Linked DNA regions of Homo sapiens: region 2 is linked to region 1. A link is a loop called in an ENCODE intact Hi-C map of the cell type or tissue named here. Cell type or tissue: Caco-2. All regions are shown on one strand. Each heading gives the region's core, and the rest is flanking DNA. Links, peaks and the distances in the headings are about the cores only.

Evidence for each region. Hi-C counts contacts between places; a loop is a spot of excess contacts. Peaks named below come from ENCODE experiments on the same cell type or tissue, not always from the same donor. Only the 100,000 strongest peaks of a DNase experiment are listed, where the experiment ranks them.
Region 2: a loop joins it to region 1, with 3 times the contacts of the local background. A loop is called at or near these places in 7 of 110 quality-filtered maps.

What each region holds. Positions count from the first base shown.
Region 1 is chr2:42,189,922-42,192,840 of GRCh38, reverse strand. The region is part of intron 1 of EML4 (EMAP like 4); the gene reads right to left. Among named protein-coding and RNA genes, the nearest start is that of EML4-AS1, 21 kb to the right of the region's middle. In Caco-2, for the core only: no CTCF peak of the experiment used is centred there; a DNase peak (open chromatin) is centred at 1,470.
Region 2 is chr2:41,847,080-41,849,998 of GRCh38, reverse strand. No RefSeq gene overlaps it. Among named protein-coding and RNA genes, the nearest start is that of LINC01913, 29 kb to the left of the region's middle. In Caco-2, for the core only: no CTCF peak of the experiment used is centred there; a DNase peak (open chromatin) is centred at 1,703.

The sequences.
Region 1 (2,919 bases), core at 284-2,783:
ACCACAGAAAAGTGAAAATCATGATACTGGAATCAGTTGCTCTGAAGACTCAGAGAAGAGCAACTGCTTCATTTATCACTGTTTTTCTGGGTTTTTGAATCCTAGTGGGAGCCAGTTATTCTAGCAAAATCCTTCATGCTTTAATGTCTGGGGTTTACAAATGATGCTCACCTATTTCTCATCTAACTCTTCATATTGCAATCAAAGAGGCAAGAGATGACCAAGATTTTTTTCATAAAAGGACTCTAGTATTTGAGGGACTGGAGTGGTCAGAATATGGTCTTTTAAAAAGAAAACAGTAGGCTGGGCACGGTGGCTGATGCCTGTAATCCCAGTACTTTGGGAGGCTGAGGCAGGTGGATCACTTGAGGTCAGGAGTTTAAGACCAGTCCGGCCAACGTGGTGAAACCCTGCCTTTACTAAAAATATAAAAATTACCCAGGCATGGTGGTGGGTGCCTGCAATCCCACCTACTCAGGAGGCTGAGGCGGGAGAATCTCTTGAAGCCAGCAGGCAGAGGTTGCAGTTAAGCACCAAGATTGTGCCACTGTACTCCAGCACGGGCAACAGAGGAGCAAGACTACACCTCCCCCCCCCAAAAAAAAAAACAAAAAAACAACAAAAAAAAACCAGCAAAGAAAAGAGTAACTTTCACTGAGGTATAAGACCCAGACTCTTGGGGAAATTACATTCAAAACTAGGGATTTTTTTTTTTTTTGAGACAGTTTCCCTCTTATTGCAATGGCCTGATCTCGGATCACTGCAACCTCGCCTCCCAGGTTCAAATGTTTCTCCTGCCTCAGCCTCCCGAGTAGCTGGAATTACAGGCATGTGCCACCATGCCTGGTTAATTTTGTATTTTTAGTAGGGATGGAGTTTCACCGTGTTGGCCTGGCTGGTCTCAAACTCCTGACCTCAAATGACCTACCTCAGCCTCCCAAAGAGCTGGGATTACAGGTGTGAGCCACCGTGCCCGGCCAGGTTTCTTATTGACCTCAGGTGATCCGCCCGCCTCAGCCTCCCAAAGTGTTGGGATTATAGGCGTGAGCCACCACGCCCGGCAAAACTAGGGATTTTTAAAATTCAGTTTGAGGTGGTGATAAAACATAAAGTGGCAACGGCAAAGAGAACTGAGCATAATACAAATAGGTAAATGAAAAGAGCATAAAATTAAATAATTTTAAATCAATATTAAACAATGTCAACAGACACAATTTGGGGTGGCTAATTCATAATTCCCCCAGGTGGCCATGTCTGCACTACCCTATCCTTCATTTGAGAAACTATCCACTCTCCCTCCTATTTTTCTAAACATTGGTTCTAAATGAGAACTCTTATCTTCCTACATGACCCTGCCCTTTCAACACATAATGATTAACAGGGGGATGAAATTTTGATGTAACAGGACCAAAGTCCTGCCTTAGAATTTCTCAAACTAGTGTTGAGGGAGGGAAACTTTGAGGATGTTGTTCCAGAGCTACCGGTAGCCATGACCACTGCTGCTGGGGGAAGATCATTTCAGAGAATAAAGCCAACATATAGAGAGAAATGGAAGAGACAGAGTTCTAATGATAATGTATAACTTACCCTCAATTATGTACATAATACATATTTTACTTTATATTAAGCATGACACACACTTCCCATGGTTATTCTAAGAATTAAAAAAAATAATGAACATAAAGGCACTTTGTAAACTAAGTTTATCAGGGCTTACTATTCAACGAATGCAATCACTTTGTCTTTCAATTTAAAAAGTATGCACATATATAAAGTAGAAAAGGTAGGTAATAAAATTCAATGTAAGATATGACTATAACCATAAAACAAATGCACAAGACCAGGGGCCTGCAAACTGGCTACACAGCCAAATCTGGCCTGTCAACTGTTTTTGTGTGGCCTGCACACAAAGAATGGTTTTTGCATTTTTCAATGTTTGGGGAAAAAAATGAGTAAAAGAATTTTTTGCAATATGTGAAAGTTACCTTAAGTTCAAATTTCAGTGTCCATAAATAAAGCTTCACTGGAACACAAGCAGGCTCATTTGTTTACATATTGTTTATGGCTGCTTTCATGCTACAACAGAGTTAAGAAGCTGCCTTTACAGAAAGTTGCCAACCCCTATGCAAGACTATAAAGATACACACCAAAACACTTAAAATTATTGTGTCAGGAAGTCAGGATCATAAGTAATTTCATCTAGTCTCTACCTTTCCAATGTCTGAGATGTGATATTACTTTTTATGAAAACAAAACTTAAAAAAATAGCTTCTATCTGATTTCCCATCATTCACTGTATAGCTCATCTAATTCATCTAAGTCTTCCCCACATCACTAAATAGTACTACCAAGTTGATCAAGCTGAAAAACTAGGAGTTATCTGTGATTCATTGGTTTTCTTCGTCCCTTACATCCATTCATCAAGCACATCCATAGGCCCCTCAAAATATATCCCAAACCCTACCGTTTCTTTTGCCATCACTACTCAAACTCTAGTCACCATTATCTTTCATCACTACTCCTGCAAGAACCTCCTAACTATGACCTGACATTGTGGGGGGACTCAGCAGGAGGAGGGAATGGGAGGGAAGAGACTTAAGGTTGCAAAGAATAGAAAGTCTGGCAACAAAAGAGAATATAGATAACACATACACACTCAAATAGTCTAAAGCTTAAGTTCTATCATCCTGACAAGAACATCTTTAATTCTTAAAATAATTTTCTCAAGGAATATTTCTGCTTTCTTTTAACAAATCTTGCCTCTTCCCTGCATTTCTAAATTTAAAATCAAATTATAAGCACCTCTTCTGGTTGTAAAACACCATCACCTAAAAAAAAAAAGAGCCCAATTTTGATGACTTTTTTTTTCCTCTTTGCATTTCAGATTGGGAATTTTGACTTCGTAATATGTCTCATGAT
Region 2 (2,919 bases), core at 165-2,664, 340 kb after region 1:
CTATAGTTGCCTTCTCTGAGAGAGAGTGAAGTGAGATGATTCTTGAGATCAAAGAATGTAGGAGCTGGAAGAAAAGTCAGGCATCATCTTCCATCCCTTCATTTTACAGATGTATAATTAGAGATTAGAAGGGGTTCAGAAGCCATGCCATCTACTCCTTCCTTGGACCACTGGGGAAACTGAGGCCCACATAGGGAAAGAAAGTGACTATTCTGGTGTACTTTAATCCATGCACTTTATCCCAGGGAGCCAGGAGACTATCTCAGAAATATCTCTTCAGTCTCAACTACTTTCAACCTTCCAAAGCTAGACTGGAGAGGAAGAAGATGGTGGGTAACCAATGAATGAAGGAAAACAATGAGAAGTACCCTCATTGGGGAAAAAATGGTTGGAAAACACTAGGGTTAATCAAGGCAGGCAGGTTTCTTTACTAAGTATAAGTCTTAGGGCCATACAGCTTTGTGAGTCTACAGGTGAGGCTGTGTTGTGCAGCATCCCTCAGATGGCTGGATCACGGATGCTTTCCCTTGGAGTGTAGCATCTCAGGAGGCTGGAGTTATGGACCACCCCTGAGGAAACACTATGTAAGCTATAGGCAATTTTTAAGCCATAAAGAAAAATATTTTCTTATTTTTAGTATAAAAAATTTTACACCCATGCAATTGATTTTAAGCAACATTCAACTATATTGAAGGATGATTTTAAGTGAATTTAAAGACTCAATTTGATAGTTTTTCAATGATTCGTAACATTTGTCATGAGAAGTATAGGATTTGCTCCTTCCATTTATATTTATACTTTATTTTATTTTTGAGACAGTCTCACTCTGTCACCCAGGCTGGAGTGCAGTGGTGCTATCTCAGCTCACTGCAACTTTTGCCTCCCCGTTTCAAGCGATTCTCCTGCCTCAGCCTCCTGAGTAGCTGGGATTATAGGCGTGAGCCACCATTCCCAGCTAATTTTTATATTTTTAGTAGACATGGGGTTTCACCATGTTGGCCAGGCTGGTTTTGAACCCCTGACCTCAGGTGATCCACCCACCTCAGCCTCCCAAAGTGCTGGGATTGCAGGTATGAGCCACCGCACCCAGCCTCCTTCCACTTTTCATTCTTCTGATGTGGCAGTTAATTCTCGATGTCTTCTATTTTTTTTAACCTGGAAATTTAACATGTATATTTAGCTTAATTTCTCAAGTTAATATCTTTACCCTTCTCCTGACCAATTCAACGACCTAAGTATGCTTAAACTCTAACCACTCCCCACTGACTTATATGCCATTATTGCCCAGTGTTTTAGTTGTGTCTTATGTCTGGAAGCCCCTACAGTAGACATTACAACTATTGTTTTATATACCAACATTCATATAGATTTGTTCACATGTTAACCACTTTGCTTTCTTTCTTTCATTCTTTCGTACATCTCAGACTTTTGAGTTCTCTTACTGAAGATCTGTTTATAACAAACTATTTTGCTTTGTTTACAAATTTCTTTATATCACTTTTTATTCTTAAAGGGTAGTTTTATTTGGTACTAAATCTAGGTAGTGGTTACCGTCTCTAAAGTTCAATTTCCTCATCTGTTAAAAGTGGAGAGTAAATATCTTCCTTAGCGATTTCATGAGGGGGTTCTTGGGAGCATCACATGGCATAATGACTAAAAGCTTTCAGTGAACAAAGCTCAGGTGTTGACGCTGTCTTCTGTGCCCTGAGAAAACCCTGGGAGTTGTGTAAGACACTGCTTGCTTTCAGTAAACATGCTCTTTGCCAAAATGTCCTAACACACTGTTGCTCAACCTTGTTTTCATTATTGATGATTGTCCCTGTAAGGAGCCTTTTTAGATTTTTTTCCCTAATTGCCCCCTCCTCTCATGGAAATTTGATACTACGAGTAAACTGCAAATCCATTGGGCACTATATGTATATCTGTCCTTTATACCTAGAAGGAGTAAATACTTTTTTTTTTTTTTCAATTGGCCACCAAGAACTAGCTTTTGCTCTCTTGAGGGCAATATCGCCCTTGCTGAGAATGTGTGTTCTAGTGGCATTAGAACATTGGCAGCATTTTCAAACTGCAGTGCTGCCTAAGCATTAAACGATCAGGTGCCGGGTGCAGTGGCTTAGCCGGGTACAGTGGCTCATGCCTGTAATCTCAGCACTTTGGGAGGCCAAGGCAGGCAGATTGCTTGAGCTCAGGAGTTCAAGACCAGCCTGGGCAACATGGTGAAACACCATCTCTACAACAAATACAAAAATTAGCTGGGTGTGGTGGCTCATGCCTGTAGTCCCAGCTACTTGGGAGGCTGAGGTCAGAGAATTCCTCAGGACTTTGATGCTGCAGTGAGCCATGATCGTGACACTGCACTCCAGCCTAGGTGACAGAGTGAGACCCTGTCTCAAACAAAACAAAACAAAACAACAAAACAAAACAGGATCGGGCTTTGGAATTGGGTAGACCTGGAATTAAATCCTTGCTGTCATTGAGTAGATGTGTCACATCAGGTAGAGCTACTTCGCCTCTCTAAGCCTGTTTTAGATCTCAAACATGGTGACAGTATTTAAATAGGCATTTAGTACCGTGCCCAGAACATAGTATTTAATAAATGTTAGCTACTAACAAACATTTCCAAAAGAGGGTAATCCTTAACATTTTTCTTTTCCTATAACATATTTTAACATATTTAGTTATTATAAAAGTAAGTTATTTATGTCCACCCCCTCTCCAATTCCCCACACCATAAGGGACATGGAACTGGCCCGGTGAGGAGGAGAAGGACTCCCTGAGGGACTGGAAGGCAGCCCTGTGGCAGGGGAACAGAGAGAGGTCCTGGCAGGTTGACTCTCAGGGTGGCTATGCAGAGGCCACCACTAGGGTCCAGCTACTTCTGACCACACTGGAGGACATTTCTCTAAAGGTCTTAAA